2 separate regions of the Homo sapiens genome follow, and region 1 is linked to region 2. Evidence: chromatin loops called from intact Hi-C (ENCODE). Cell type or tissue: mammary epithelial cell. All regions are shown on one strand.

Evidence for each region. Hi-C counts contacts between places; a loop is a spot of excess contacts. Peaks named below come from ENCODE experiments on the same cell type or tissue, not always from the same donor. Only the 100,000 strongest peaks of a DNase experiment are listed, where the experiment ranks them.
Region 1: it touches region 2 in a loop (5-fold over the local background); 47 of 110 quality-filtered maps call a loop at or near these places.

Annotation. Positions count from the first base shown.
Region 1 is chr1:151,602,250-151,610,249 of GRCh38, reverse strand. No RefSeq gene overlaps it. Among named protein-coding and RNA genes, the nearest start is that of SNX27, 5.8 kb to the left of the region's middle. In mammary epithelial cell, no CTCF peak of the experiment used is centred here; DNase peaks (open chromatin) are centred at 1,729 and 3,579.
Region 2 is chr1:151,832,494-151,840,493 of GRCh38, reverse strand. It overlaps C2CD4D (C2 calcium dependent domain containing 4D), which reads left to right and starts at 674. Exons shown (of 2, transcript NM_001394591.1): 1 at 674-830; 2 at 1,274-2,676. The coding sequence starts at 1,505. The coding sequence ends at 2,566. It overlaps C2CD4D-AS1 (C2CD4D and THEM5 antisense RNA 1), which reads right to left and starts at 2,217. Exons shown (of 4, transcript NR_152846.1): 1 at 1,757-2,217. RefSeq lists enhancers at 268-337, 878-927 and silencers at 1,731-1,820, 1,891-2,010, 2,021-2,120. In mammary epithelial cell, CTCF peaks have their summits at 794 and 3,869 (motif pointing right); DNase peaks (open chromatin) are centred at 643, 3,483, 3,833 and 7,733; H3K4me3 peaks cover 1,271 bases; H3K27ac peaks cover 3,459 bases.

The DNA.
Region 1 (8,000 bases), 230 kb after region 2:
GGCACATACCTGTAGTCCCAGCTACTTAGGAGGTTTAGGTGGGAGGATCGCTTCAGCCTAGGAGGTCAAGGCTGCAGAGAGCTGAGATCACACCACTGTACTCCAGCCTGACCATCAGAGTGAGATCCTGTCTCCAAAAAACAAAGATGAGATCTCACAAAATATGGGATGAGGACTCAAAGTCATTATAATTAGAACATAAAAATTAATATGACCTTATTTTACAACCAAGCTAATGAAGAAGGATCTTGACTAGTTACACAATAAAGTTGATATAAGAGTTTTGCTCCAAAATAATAGTGGCATTTGGATTGAATATGAATAATTTGGTTTGAACTGAGCACTGGATGGGGAAAGCAAGGCATCAGAGAAAGGAAAAAGAAGGGAGCCTCCCCTAAAAGAGTTATTTTTTCATTGGTTTATTAGATAAAAATATACTGAATGCCTACTCTGAATTAGATAAAAATATACTGAATGTCCCCGAAAGGCAACAGGACATGGTCAAACTTACAAATACACATATTCCTCAAACTGAAGGCGATTCCACTTCCAGGAGTTCATTCTACTGTTACACTTGCACATGTGTGAAGTGATGTTTTTATGAAGTTAAGTCATTGCAGCATTGTTTGTATTCACAAAAGACTGAAAACAACCTAATGTTTATTTGTTAAATCATAATGTATCCACAATGGAAAATTGAATCAATGTAAACACAGAATAAGGAAGCTCTGTATGCACTTATATGGAATGATCATATCATCAATACTATATATGATTTGGTGAAAACAAAGTGCAGCACAATCTATACAACATGATACTATTTGTATATAAAACGGGAACCATGGGCCAGGCACGGTGGCTCACGCCTGTAATCCCAACACTTTGGGAGGCCGAGGTGGGTGGATCACCTGAGGTCAGGAGTTTGAGACCAGCCTGGCTAACATGGCGAAACCCCGTCTCCACTAAAAATACAAAAATTAGCCGGGTGTGGTGGTGCACACCTGTAGTCCCAGCTACTCGGGAGGCTGAGGCAGAAGAATCACTTGAACCCGGGAGGTGGAGGTTGCAGTGAGCTGAGATTGTGCCACTGCACTCCAGCCTGGGCAACAGAGCAAGACTCTGTCTCAAAAACAAACAAAACAAAACAAATACAAAAATTAGCCGGGCATAATGGCAGGTGCCTGTATTCATCAGAAGGCTGAGGCAGGAGAATCGCTTGAACCTGGGAGGTGGAGGTTGCAGTGAGCCAAGATCACGCCACTGCACTCCAGCCTGGCGACAGAGCAAGACTCCATCTAAAAAGATAATAATAAAATAAAAGGGAACCATATATATTTTTATATCTTTAGAAGTATTCACAAGAAATTGATAACACTGATTGCTGCTGGGGAGGGAGACTGGATAGCTAGGGTGTCAGAGGCGGGGACAGGGGTAGGAGAGAGACTTTTCACTTTATACCTTTATGTAACTTCTGAATTTTCAGTCACATGAGTGTTGCCTATTCAAAAAATAAATTTAAAAATATTTAGAAAGGATCAGGTTGGAAGAAAAGATGATCAGAGCATTAAAATAACAAAAGAAAATAAGACACCATTACTGCTGGTGAGAATTCACAATCTAGCAGGAGAGAAAACAAAAAACCATTGCAATAGAGCATGATGAGAGCTGTGAGGAGAGTCCTGCACAAGCTGCTAGGATTGCACATCGGAGGGACTTCCACGTATCCAGAGGGAGGAGTTAGGGAAGATGACTCACGAAATGGGAGAGCTGAGCTAAGTGATTACAGATGAGAAGAGTTAGCAATTGCGGCAGAGAAGGATAGTGGTGGAAGGGCATTTCTGACAAAGGAAACAGCATATTCAAACACACAGAGATTTGAAAGAACACAGTACAGTGTGAGACCACACAGTTCAGTAGGACTGGAGCAGAGGAGACAGGAAGTGGACAGGGGAGGTGGGCAAGAGTCAGATCCAGGAGGGCTTAAAATATCGAATATCGGCCGGGCGCTGTGGCTCACGCCTGTAATCCCGGCACTTTGGGAGGCCGAGGTGGGCGGATCACGAGGTCAGGAGATCGAGACCATCCTGGCTAACATGGTGAAACCCCTTCTCTACTAAAAATACAAAAAATAAAAAATAAAAAAATTAGCCGGGCATGGTGGCGGGCACCCGTAGTCCCAGCTACTCGGGAGGCTGAGGCAGGAGAATGGCGTGAACCTAGGAGGCAGAGCTTGCAGTGAGCCGAGATTGCGCCACTGCACTCCAGCCTGGGCAACAGAGCAAGACTCTGTCTCAAAAAAAAAAAAAATCAAATATCATGCCCAGGAGTTTGAATTTCATTCCTTATTAGTGAGGGGCCTCTGATTGCTTTTAAGCAGAGCACAGGCATTCACAAATCTGTGCTTCAAAAAGTTCATGCTGCAGGATGTGTGGAGAATGAAGTCAGATAGAAAGATCAGTTATGAAGCATTTGCAGTGATTCCAGTGGGAATTAATGAGGTGCCAACTAGGGCAGTAGTGGTGGGAATACAAGGAGGGGGATGCACAGGAGAGAAGGGACTTGGTGACCACTAGGATCTCAGGTGCAAAGGTAGGGGAGGAAGGAATGACATAAGATTCCTGACATGGTGATGTGATTCCCCAAGACATGGCATAAAAAGGAAGCGGAAGAGGTTTGCAGGGAAAATTAATTTAATTTGTTTAAATTTGTTTGATTTAAACAAGAAGAAGATTAGTTTAATTTGGGGCCTTTGGGAAAGCCCAGAGGAATTGTCCAACAACTGGTTGAACACATGAGTGTGGACCTGGGGAAAGGAGTCTGGGCCAGAACTTAGATTTGGGAGCCATCAGCCCTGGGTGGTGGTAGATGAGAACCCCAAAACATACTGTGCAGTCAGATGAGAAGAGTGCCAAGTCCAGAACGTGGAGAATCTGCTCCCATGGTCACCCCATTTAGGAGACTGAAAGAGGGAGAGCATCCAGTGAAAGAGGAGCCAGGGGGCTGGGGGACCCAGAGAGAGTGGGAGTCAATGATGCTGCTTTCAGAAATAGGATCTGGACCATTGACAGAGCACTTTGCATCCAAGAGCTTGTCTCGTTCTCACAATAACAAAGTCAATCGAAATGGTCACAAGAAGCTAGGCTCAGATAACCAGCAGGTCCCAGTCACACTGCTAGTTAATACCAGACCTGAACCTTGAACCCAAATTTTCTGACACTAAGCCAGGACATTCTCCTTCCCCTACCCAGCTTCCCTTTGGTTCAATAAGAAAAAGTTCCTCCTACCCCTTGTGATCTGCAAGGTCGTCAGGTTTCTGTTACCTTTTTGTGTAGGAATTACTTAGGTGAGAATCCCACCTCCATACTTTTGCTCATGGAGTTCTTTGGTCCTAGATGTTCTGCCTCTTTATTTCCCTTTGCTGAACTAAATTCTACTCTTCCTTTAAGACCTGGCTGAAGTCCTTCCATAAAGCCTCCCCTGGGGACTCCAGTTCACTCTGACATCCCTCTTTTCTAAATTCCTGAGGCAAATATACCTTCAGGTGATCCCCCTCAGTGAGTCATGCTCTTGTGTAATCCCTTCCTCTTGAGTGTGGGTAGAACCTGTGACTTGCTTCTAGGCAATAGAATATGGCAAAGGTGAGGATGTGTCACTCCCATGATTATATGACATTATATAACACTTCTTAGCAGACTAGAGCAGGAGACTTGTGCCAGCCTTGAGGAAGCAAGCTGCCATGTTGTGAAGTGCCTGTGGAGAGGGCCACACAGTAGGAACTGCAGGGCCCTCTCTAGGTGCTCAGTGTGGCTCTGGGCTGACACCAAGAAACTGGGGTCCTCAGTCCTACACCCTCAAGAAATTCTCCCAGCAACCACATGAACTTAGAAGAGGATCCTGGGCTCCACAAAGAAACACAGCCCAGCTGGCACCTTGAAAGCAGTCTTGTGATGCCGTGAGCCAAGGACCCAGTTAAGCCCAGCCCAGACTCCTAACACCAATAGAAACTGTGAGATAGTATATACTTGTTGCTTTAAGCTGCTAACTTTGTGGTACTGTGTTACACAGCAATGGGTAATTTAATGTAACTCTTACTGCATTTAGGTCAGTACCACTCCGTTTAATTTTTTTTTTTTTTTTTTTTTAAACAGAGTTGCCGGGCATGGTGGCTCATGCCTGTAATCCCAGCACTTTGGGAGGCCGAGGCAGGCACATCACCTGAGGTCCGGAGTTCAAGACCAGCCCAGCCAACATGATGAAACCCCGTCTCTACCAAAAATACAAAAATTAGCGAGGCGTGGTGGCATGGTAGCTGTAATCCTAGCTACCACTTATAATCCTAGCAACTCGGGAGGCTGAGGCAGGAGAATTGCTTGAACCTGGGAGGCAGAGGTTGCAGTGAGCCAAGATCGTGCCACTGCACTCCAGCCTGAGACTCTGTACCCCCCAAAAAAATAAAAAGAAATAAACAGAGTCTCACTCTGTCACCCAGGCTGGAGTGCACAGTTTAGACCATAACAATTTAATATCTAGTTTAACTTTACTTTTCCAATCTGAATATAAGCTTCTTGAAGACAAGGAACTGGTCATACATGACTTGTGCCCTGACAGTGTATGAGAATAAGAAGCACAGAGAAGGAGCTGAACAAGTGTTTCTAGAATACAAGTCTAGGAAAGGACAAAAAGTGGCTAATACGGCCATGGTGGGGATCAAATCAGCGATATGTAGAAAATGCCTAGCAGAATGCTTAGCACATCACCTTTTTTTTTTTTTTTTTTTTTGAGACAGAGTCTCACTTTGTCGCCCAGGATGAAGTGCAGTGGTGGCGAGATCTCGGCTCACTGCAACCTCCACCTCCCGGGATCAAGCCAATCTCCTGCCTCAGCTTCCCGAGTAGCTGGGATTATAGGCGTGCACCACCATACCAGCCTAATTTTTGTATTTTTAGTAGAGATGGGGTTTCACTGTGTTGGCCAGTGAACTCCTGACCTCAAGTGATCCACCCATCTCCACCTCCCAAAGTGCTGGGATTACAGGCATGAGCTACTACGCCCGGCTGCTTTTATTTATAATTCTAACAAATATCACATCTAGCCCCATTTGCTCATTTTTTCTGATAAAGAAATATCTCCCTCTACCACTACCCTTCAGAAAAAGCAACATACCCAGCAAGGTACAGCGATTTGTCAAAGGTCACTCAGCAAATCAGTGGCCAGAACTCAACCCTAAGGAGAAAAATTAAATAGTTTAAAAGAGGCAATGAACTGGACACAGTGGCTCACACCTGTAATCCCAGCACTTTGTGGGTCCAAGACGGGAAGTATCACTTGAGTTCAAGACCAGTCTGGCCAACATAGCAAGACCGCATCTTGCCACAGAATTTTAAAAGTTGGCTGGGTGTGGTGGTGCATGCCTGTAGTCCCAGCTGCTCAAAAAACTGAGGCGGGAGGATCACTTGAGCCCAGGAGGTCGAGGTTACAGGGAGCTATGATTGCACTACTGCGTTTCAGGCTGGGCTACAGAGGGAGACCTTGCCTCAAAAAAAAAAAAAAAAAAAAAAAACGGCAATGACACATCCATTATCCATGGGTTCATGGGTTAAAGAGAACAAAAAGGGGGTCCTTGTTTAAGGCCCTTACCCTAATTCTCTCTTCTTTCCTCTTCACTACCTTTCTATACTTTTTCCATGAACACCACATGAAAAATTACTTTTTTGGCAATCTGAGTAACTGACTCACAAGGAGTGAATAATACCTAGAGACTAGAGAGTTTATTAGTCAAGATTCCTTGCAAGTAATTGTCAAGATTAGTTGCAAGTGACAAAAACTCAATTCAAACTAACTTAAGCAAAGAATACGTATTGCTTCACATAGCTAAGGAGGACATTGAGTATTCCAGTTAATTGTAGCTACATAACAAACCACACAGCCAGGTGTAGTGGCTCATGCCTGTAATCCTAGCACTTTGGGAGGATGTTTCAGGAGGATCTTTTGAGCCTAGGAGTTCAAGACCAGTCTGGGAAACATAGCAAGACCCTGTCTCTACAAAACAATTTTAAAATTAGCCAGGCATAGTGGCACATGCCTGTAGTCTTAGCTACACAGAAGGCTGGGATGGGAGGATCCCTTGAGCCCAGGAGTTGGAGGCTGCAGTGAGCTATGATCCCACCACTGCACTCCAGCCTGGATGACACAACAAGACTCTGACTTTATTTTGTGTTATTTTATTTTATTTTATTTTATTTATTTATTTATTTTGAGATGGAGTCTCGCTCTGTCGCCCAGGCTGGAGTGCAGTGGCACGATCTCGGCTCATCCCGGGTTCATGCCATTCTCCTGCCTCAGCCTCCTGAGTAGCTGGGACTACAGGCGCCCGCCACCACACCTGGCAATTTTTTTTTTCTTTTGTATTTTTAGTAGAGAGGGGTTTCACTGTGTTAACCAGGATGATCTCGATCTCCTGACCTCGTGATCCTCCCGCCTCAGCCTCCCAAAGTGCTGGGATTACAGTCGTGAGCCACCGCACCCGGCTATTTTATTTATTTTATTTATTTATTTATTTTTTTTTTGAGATGGAGTCTCACTCTGTCACCCAAGCTGGAGTGCAGTGGCATGGTCTCGCCTCACTGCAACCTCTGCCTCTGAGGTTCAAGCTATTCTCCTGCCTCAGCCTCCCAAATAGCTGGGATTACAGGCGTGTACCACCATGCCCAATTAATTTTTGTATTTTTAGTAGAGACAGGGTTTCACCATGTTGGCCAGGCTGGTCTCGAACTCCTAACCTCAAGTGATCCGCCCACCTCGGCCTCCCAAAGTACTGGGATTACAGGCATGAGCCACCATGCCTGGCCGAGACACTGTCTTTAAATAAGTGAATAAGTAAATAAATAAAGTTTCTAGAAGAACTATGATTATCCAAACCTGGATCCCATGCCCAGGTCATGTGCCTAAGAAGAAAGCTTGCTGGGTAGACGCTAAACAATAGCTAATACAATCAGCACAGGTTTAACTTGAGGGAGAATTTATGTCAGCTTAGCTTGTAATTATCATTCTGTTGGCTCTCTATCAGCATTCTATAGCTGTAGTGTTCCCTTTCCCTGGTCACCTTCATATCATGCCCCTGTCTTCCACTTTGCCATAACATCACCTCTCTGAGGTTCACTGGGTTTCCCATTGGGAAGAAAAGTTCCCTGGCTTTGGCTGAGCGCGGTGGCTCACGCCTGTAATCCCAGTACTTTGGGATGCCGAGGCGGGCAGATCACCTGAGGTCAGGAGTTCGAGACCAGCCTGACTAACATGGAGAAACCCCATCTCTACTAAAAATACAAAATTAGCCAGGCGTAGTGGCGCATGCCTGTAATCCCAGCTACTCAGGAGGCTGAGGCAGGAGAATCGCTTGAACTCAGGAGGCAGAGGTTGCGATAAGCCAAGATTGCACCATTGCACTCCAGCCTGGACAACGAGAGGGAAACTCCATCTCAAAGAGAAAAAAAAAGAAAAGTTCCCTGGCTCTTACAGCCACACTGGCTGGCTTTTTTTTCTGTCATGCCCTCTCACTACATCAGACTGTCATGCTTCAAAGGCCACTCCCAAATATCATTATCATTTTTCACTATCCTTCCAGCAGCAACTATCTAGGCAATTGTCACTCTATTAACTGTGTTTCTCCCTCTTTTCCAGTACTTCCCCCACTTTTTTTTCTTAAAATCAAACTCAATTTTCCAAGGGTCCCTTTTCCTAGAAATTACCTCCCAGGACCAACACTACAGAAATAATACAATAGATCAGGAGACCTCATAACAAATAGACCAATGAGGTTTCTGCATTGTTGGCATTATCCAATGGGAAAATGTGTGAGACTTGGGTCCTCTGCTTTGGTTCCTGTTTAGCTTTCATCTTTAATACGTCCTTAGAATGCTTTTGGCTACAAGCATAGAAAATTCAAAAGTGTAAATAATAAAGAAATTTATGGTCCCACATAAATGTCAGGATTAAAGGTAGAG
Region 2 (8,000 bases):
AACAGGGCACTGGGGGCCAAGGCAGGATTTCAACCAGGAGGGTTTTACAGAAGATGGACTTCACCTGTGAGGGCTGGGGTTGGAACCGAGCACCAAAGAAGTGGCCACTGTCCACTGATGGCCGTCTCCCTCTTCTCTGTAGCCCTCCCCCACCCCTAAGCAGCCCAGCTTCAGCAGAGGAGGCCTGGGCACAGGAATGGATTGTTGCTAGAAACCTGGCTTCAGCTGGAGGAAGTCAGAAGACCGGGCTGATGGCCGCGCAGACAGAGCTGTGTTTATCCAGGAAAAGAGGTAGGACGTAGGCAGCGGAGGCCCCTGCCAGCTCCTCCCATAAGGACTGCGCTGGGGGAGCAAGCTGCAGAGAAAGCTGCTCCCCTCTGGCTCTGAAAGTTTCAGGGCCTGAGGCCAGAACCCAAAAGCGACCCACAGGTGAGGCCAGCACTCCGGGCGCGCGACGGAGAGGGTCGCTAGCTCGGATCCCAGGGCAGAGGGTCGGAACACGGTGCTCTTGGTGGCTCCGCGCAGGGGTGAGGCGAGCGCGTGGTGGCGGAGCCTTCCGGAGACCGCTCTGAGGGTGGCGGAGAATCAATGCTGCCTTTGTGCTCGGTGGTTTCCGAGGGAGAAAAGGAGTGGAGAGTAGGAGGGGCGACCCAACGGCCCGGCCCCGCCCTGCAGACGCGGGATGCGGTAGGGCTGGGAGGCGCGGGAGCTGGACGGTCAGGGCTACTGGGGGTGGGATTCTGTGTCCCCGGGAGGTGCGTCTCCTTGGACCAGCCCAGGGTGTCCTGAGGTCAGCAGCCAGGTGTGTCCCCTGGCTGCCAGGAGCAGAAGTGAGTCCTCTTCTGGCTTGGAGCGACTCGAGGAGGGGAAGGAGGAGCCAGAGGAGGCAGGTGGGGCTAGGACTGAGGGATGGCTCAGGCCAGAGAAGCTTGAGCCGGGGCAGCCTGGCAAAGGGAGGAAGTCCCAAGGGGCGCCAGACTGGATCCCAGAGGAAAACCCAAGTCTTCGAAATGGGCGGGGGAGGAGGGCGTGAGCCCGCCTAGGGCGCAGTGTCCCAGGGGGGTTGGGATCTGAGTCCTTTTGCTATAATGCGGTTATTATCCTATTTGTCCTAATAGTACCCTAGGGTTCTGGTGGATACTATATGGGCCCTCTAACTGTAAGGTGAATGGGGCATCTTTAGTACCAGTGGGAGAATCTGTGTACTTGGTGACGGAGGCCCGTATATGAAAATGTGACTGACTGGCCCTTTGCTCCCTCCATTTCTCCCCAGCCCCCCAGACTGCGCCGCCCTTTCTTTTTCTGCTCAAATAGGGGTCCGCGCTCCCAGTGGGTCCGGAGACCGGGGCGCGGTGGCTGACCGCCCGGTGTACGCCAGCATCACTCACCTCTGACTCCTCTGCGCTCCTCGCCCAGCCCCGCTCCGCCGAGCACTCCCATCTGAGACGGGATTTGGACCCTCTCGGCCCTGCGGAATTCGGAATTCCATTACCCCACCCACCGCATGTGGCTCTTGGAAAAAGCTGGCTATAAGGTGGGGGCCGCGGAGCCTGCGGCCCGTTGGGCGCCTTCCGGCCTGTTCTCCAAGCGTCGCGCCCCGGGCCCGCCCACAAGCGCCTGCCCCAACGTCCTCACCCCGGATCGCATCCCGCAGTTCTTCATCCCGCCTCGGCTCCCGGACCCGGGCGGCGCAGTGCCCGCGGCCCGGCGGCACGTGGCGGGGCGCGGCCTCCCCGCGACCTGCTCGCTGCCTCACCTGGCGGGCCGCGAAGGCTGGGCCTTCCTGCCCGAGAGCCCGCACACGCGCCGGCGGGAATCCCTGTTCCACGGGCCGCCACCTGCCCCGGCCGGGGGACTCCCCGCGGCGCAGTCCCGGCTGCACGTCTCCGCCCCGGACCTGCGCCTCTGCCGGGCCCCCGACAGCGACACGGCCTCGTCGCCGGACTCGTCGCCCTTCGGCTCCCCGCGGCCAGGCCTGGGCCGGCGCCGGGTGTCCAGGCCTCACTCTCTGTCCCCAGAAAAAGCGAGCTCGGCCGATACCAGCCCGCACTCGCCGCGCCGCGCCGGGCCGCCCACGCCGCCGCTCTTCCACCTGGACTTCCTGTGCTGCCAGCTGCGGCCCACGCGCGAGAGCGTGCTGCGCCTGGGGCCCCGCGGCGGGCAGCTGCGGCTCTCCACCGAATATCAGGCCGGGCCCGGGCGGCTGCGGCTGCGCCTAGTGAGCGCCGAGGGCCTGCCCCGGCCGCGGTCCCGCCCCGGGAGCGGCGGCGGCGGCTGCTGTGTGGTGCTGAGGCTGCGGCCCCGCGTCCGGCCGCGGGAGCAGCAGAGCCGCGTGGTCAAGTGCAGCGCCAACCCCATCTTCAACGAGGATTTCTTTTTCGACGGGCTCGGCCCCCCGGACCTGGCCGCCCGCAGCCTGAGAGCCAAGGTGCTAGACAGGGGCGCGGGACTTCGCAGGGATGTGCTGCTGGGGGAGTGCGAGACGCCCCTCATTGCGCTGCTGCCCCCGCTGGGTGGGGGACTAGGTCCCGGGTCATCCCTGGCGCCCACCCATCTCAGCCTGTAGCCTGAGCCCCTGGCTTCCTCAGGACGTCTCCACTGTGTCTGCAGTCCACATTCTTTCCACCCTGCCCGGCTTGTATTTATTTTTGCTAATAAAATGTCCCCTTGTCCTTAGCCAGATATTTCCCCTTACTGGCACCTTACACGCTCGGGCATAGAGCCTACCGATCTTCCCTCTATCCCGGCCATACGCGGGGGGAAGATGCTCATTCAGACGGTCTGAGTAGAGCAGACCTTAAGCAGTGGTTCTCAAGCTTGAAGGAGCATCAGAATAACCAGACATCAGAAATCCTGGAAGAGCTTTTTAAATATGCAGGGTCCTGGGCTCCATCCCTATGAGATGCTCCTTCAGTAGATCTGGGCCAAGTAGGTCCTAAGGTCCCCGGCCAACAAGGCCCCCGAACAATCAGGGAGCCCTGCAATCACTGAGTCACTCTGACAGAAACCAACACAAGCCACCTTCCACTTGAGGCTGCACAGAGGAAATTAACACTCCCTTCCTGTGCCCCTCTAAAACCCACATCTGTCCTGAAGACAGATGAAATTTCTGGCTCTTGAGAGTGAGTCAGGGGATGTCAGATGAACACAGAGTGCCCTTTAGTCTTCCTTCTTCCCTCTTGCCTCTTCCACACCTGTGCGTCCCTTGAGGGGTGGGGCAAGTCTGGAGCCAAGAACCAGAGAGGTGCTTGGGTACCAAATGAATGAGATATAATGTCCCAGGGATTGAAAGGGGGGAGGTGGGGTACTACCAAAGTGTGAGAACTGTTCTCAGGAATGCCAGAAGAGCCTCCTCCAGCCAGAAGGAGGTGGGGGTGGGGGGAGGTGGATAATTGTAGGTCACATTGTGTTTACCTCTACCTGAATGTCCCTGACGTCAGCAGTGACCTTCTTCTCTCTCCCTCCACCTTCCCAGGAGCCGGTTCCTCTGGACTCAGGCCAGGCTTGGAGGAGGGAGGGAGGAAGTGAGGTAGGCACTAGGCTAACCCAACTTCTTTCTCCCTCTCCCTTGGGCCCTTTCTCATTTTTCATGGTGCCAGCTGTGGCCTGCACCAGGGCTAAGCTTGCGGGATCTGACAAAACCTCAAAAGCCTCAGCACCTGGACACGTTAAATTCCAACACACACACACACACACACACACACACACACACACAGAGACACACACACAGAGACACACACACACACACACACACACACACACACACACACACGGCTTCATTCAGACAGCTCTCCAGTTCCTTCTCCCTTCCCTGATTGGGTCCGCACCACCCAGCCCTAGGCCAGAGAACTCTTGCTCCAGGTGTCCACCAGGTGGTGGCATTGACCAAACAATCCTAAGTGCTAACTACTACACATGGATTATAACCACATGAGGAACTGTTCCAACAATTAGTCAAGCCATTTATTCCTCCCAGCACCTTCTATTAGGGTGTAAATACTATTATTATCCAATGGGATCTTGGGCCTCGCATAGCTAGTAAAGGGAAGAACTAGGACTCACATAGCTAGTAAAGGGAAGAATTCAGGGAGTCTGGCTCCAGAGTGTGGACTCTTAATCACTTCAAGATAATACCCCCCACTGCCAGCTGCTGCCTCCCAATCAAGTCACTCTAAAAGGGGCCTCCTTCCCTAAGATGGTAGCTCTGCAAAGGTTTCGTACCCTGCCAGTTTAAAATCCCATGTTTGAATTCTGGGAAGTCTACCTATAGATTTAGGTCTACCCCTAGTACTGGATTTCTATTTCAGCCCCCAAATTCTCCCATAACAACCCTTGGTGAGAAACTGGATTTGATGCCCATTTGAAAGTATCTGGAAAGAAAGTTAGAGGCCGTAGAACCTTCATTCATGCATTCCTTCAACAAATACTTCGGGAAGGTCCATCAGGTGGCAGGCATTGGATACAGCAGTGATTAAACAGACATGGGGATCAGAAAAGTGATAAAATAAGCCATTAAAATGTAAAGAATGCTACTTGGTGATATGTTACAGAGAAAAATAAAGCAAGAAAGGGAATAGAAAAGAGGGGTCAGATAAAGAGAAGGGAAGATTATAGGGACAGAAAGAGGGAGGGAGGAGAGGAAACTTTTTTTTTTTAACCATAGTACTTTGGACCAGGTCCTGAACTTTATCTGTGTTATCTCAGTTGATCATCACAACCACTCAGTAGAGTAGATATTAGTATTCCTCTTTTTTGGGGTGGGGGGACGGAGTCTCACTCTGTTGCCCAGGCTGGAGTGCGGTGGTGCGATCTCGTCTCACTGCAATCTCCACCTCCCAGGTTCAAGTGATTCTCCTGCCTCAGCCTCCCGAGTAGCTGCCACTACAGGCGCGTGCCACCACACCCGCTGGTTTTTTGTATTTTTAGTAGAGACGGGGTTTCACCGTGTTAGCCAGGATGGTCTCGATCTCCTGATTTGGTCTCATGATCTCGGTCTCGGTCTCATGATCCACCCACCTCGGCCTCCCAAAGTGCTGGGATTACAGGCGTAAGCCACCGCGTCACAACCACTCAGGAGAGTAGGTATTATTATTCCCACTTTACAAAGAAAGAAATGGATCAGATAGATAGGTTAAGTAAGCTTGCCTGGGGAACAGCCCTGGCTGGAGGGAAAGGTTCTGACCTGACTCCACCCAGACACCCCCACTGCCACCCCAACTGCTTAGGGGAAGCTGTGAGGAAATCCAAGGCCACTCCTCCCAGGAGCAGTTCACTCAGCATTCACAGCCCTGAGGCTCTGTGATGGGGGCCCTAGCATTGCTGGAGGAACATCCTGGGTAGCTAAAGTACAGAAACATGGGAGTGAGGAGGTCCTAAGAAACCCTCCAGTGTGCAGATTGCTCTGGCCCCAAAGCACTTCTATAAACACTAGTCAGAGGCCAGGTGTGGTGGCTCATGACTGTAATCCTAACACTTTGATAAGTGGATAAATGTGGGAGGCTGAGGCGGGCAGATTACCTGAGCTCAGGAGTTTGAGACCAGCCTGGGCAACATGGTGAAACCCCATCTCTACAAAAAATGCAAAAATTAGTTGCATGTGGTGGCATGCACTTGTAGTCCCAACTACTTGGGGGGCTGAAGCAGGAGGACCTCTTGAACCCAGGAGGTCAAGCCTGCAGTAAGCTGAGATCACGCCACTGCACTCCAGCCTGGGTGACAAAGTGAGACCTTGTCTCAAAAACAAAACAAAACAAAAAAATCCACTAGTTAGGACAGGTATTATTGCCCCATTTTTACTGATGTGGTAGCTGAGGGCTGAGATTTCCCTCAGGGCCTACAGCTAGTAAATGGCAGACCACATTCTTATAAGTGATTCTGCCCCAGCATTTAAACCCTTCTTGCCACCTCCAAGCCTGTGTGACTATAAATGTTAATTGGTAGAGGAGAGGTACAAGCAGGGTCACTGTGGAAAGTTCAAGGCCAGGAGCTAGGGTCAAACTCCCACTGTTCCTCCACCCACAGTGGCCTTTGTGACAAGAAGGGGGAGGGGTGGGGACTGTGAGATCTGGAGGCTACCGAAGGTTACAGAGCCTGGGCTGTCCTTTTTCAACGGTTGAGGCACAACCCATCCCTGAGTCACTCCAGTGGGTTGAGGCGTCCCCAGGCATGGAACCCCCTAGAACCCAAAGAAAAGTGGTCCCTAATCACTGGATCAGGCATCCCAAGGAGAGGGCCCTCCAAGGATGGGGCTGGGGAAGTGTGTGCCACCGCAGACTACCCAGGCTCCACATATTTTCCACCTTGACCCCCAGGCCCTCCCTGAAAGGGCAGATTTGTGCTGAGCTTTAAGTGGTTTCTGTGGTTTAGGGTTGGGGAAGGAAGGAAAGAGATGCTGGGGACTGCTCCCCAGTTCCAAGCCACCACCACCACCTCCCATCCCTTCCAGAGTGTTTGCCCCCAGCATGGAGATTTCCCCAATAAGGGGACTGGGCACGTGGGGATGAAATGATTCTCTGATCCCTATCAGCCCCTTCCTTATATAAGATTGTATTTGAAGAGGAAATAACCACCGCCCTGCTTTGAAAGGACGATTCTTCCAGATAAGGGGCTGTGATTGCAGCAAGAGGGAGAAAGTTTAGACAAGAGGGGGAACTTCCCATAAGGATAACCAAGGGATCTTCTTGCCCTGGGGAGAAAAAAAACTCAAACTATCCATGCTTAGGGCAGGGGAGAGGTAGAGAATGCCTAGGAAGCATGTGACACTCCTAGGCCTAGAGGTCAGGATACTGTCTTCTAAATCTCCAGTCACTTCCTCCCCACCCTACATAGTAGCACAAAGTGGCACAACTGGGGAGTCAGCTGTGCCTGCAGTGTCTGGGGATGCTCTGTGTCCATCCGCAAGCATTCTACGTGACCTCCACTCTGTGCCTGCAATTGGTGGGTTGTAGAAGAGGTAGTCACGAAGGGCCCCTGGGAGACCCAGAGTCAAGAGGAAGAGAGGCCTAAAAAGGAGAAAAGATAGAGAGGGGACAGCTGGAGAAGAGCCACAGACAGGCAGGAGCCAGCAAAGAGAGACAGAGAGATGGGGGATAACTGAGGAGTTCTGGGGAGGAGGGGAGCAGAACGGCATCTCCCCTGCACTCCCACGCCCGGCATGTTGCTGGCTCCTCCTGTCAGCTGGAGGGTGCTGGGGGGGCGGGGGGGAAGGGAGCTGCAAAGCACTTTACCTCTCACTCCAAACCTGCCCAAGGTGCAGAGCCCCCAAACAGACCAACATCCTGTTCTGTGCAGAGATGCATACATGGATGCGTGGGCCCACATTTACCAAAAGAACACGGGGGATAATCAGAGCCTCAGAGGCATAGGCACATACCCTTAGACTCAGTGCAGAAGGTCCCCAAAACTTCCCCTCCTCTTTCTCACTACTCATCCACTGTCAATGACCCTAGGAGTTGAAAAGTCCTTCTCCACTTCTACCTTTATCTCTCAATCTGCAGCCATGGGGAGACTCTGGGAGCTACCTAAGAACAGAGGTGCTGATGGTAGCAGAGTGTGAAGCTCCAGGGTTGGGCAGGAGTGGAGGATGGCGAGACGAGACGGCAGAAGAGGGAAGGGACAGCTGCTTGCCCTCTCCATGCCAGGTGCCACGTGCACCAGGTGGGGGGGAGTGGGCGAGTCACGAGGCTGTGGCATGGCTGACTCCTGCTCTGCTGTTTACCAGCTGGGAACGAGAGCAGGAGGAGGTGCCAGGGAGCCTCTTGCTGCAGCCTGGCCCCTGGCCAGTTGCTTGTTGGGTAACCAGGAGAGTCAGGCCCAGCTAATCAAACTCTGGGCCCAGGCCATGCAGGAGAAAAGCAGCACCAGGATCCCCAGAAGCCTCGTCCTCTTGGCCCCCTTCAGAGCCTTCACTGCAGGCCTCAGTGTGGGCCACTAGGTCTGGGAGCCTCTCCTTCTCCCAATGAGTCCAGTGCAGCATCTCTCCTCTCCTCTTCCCCACCATG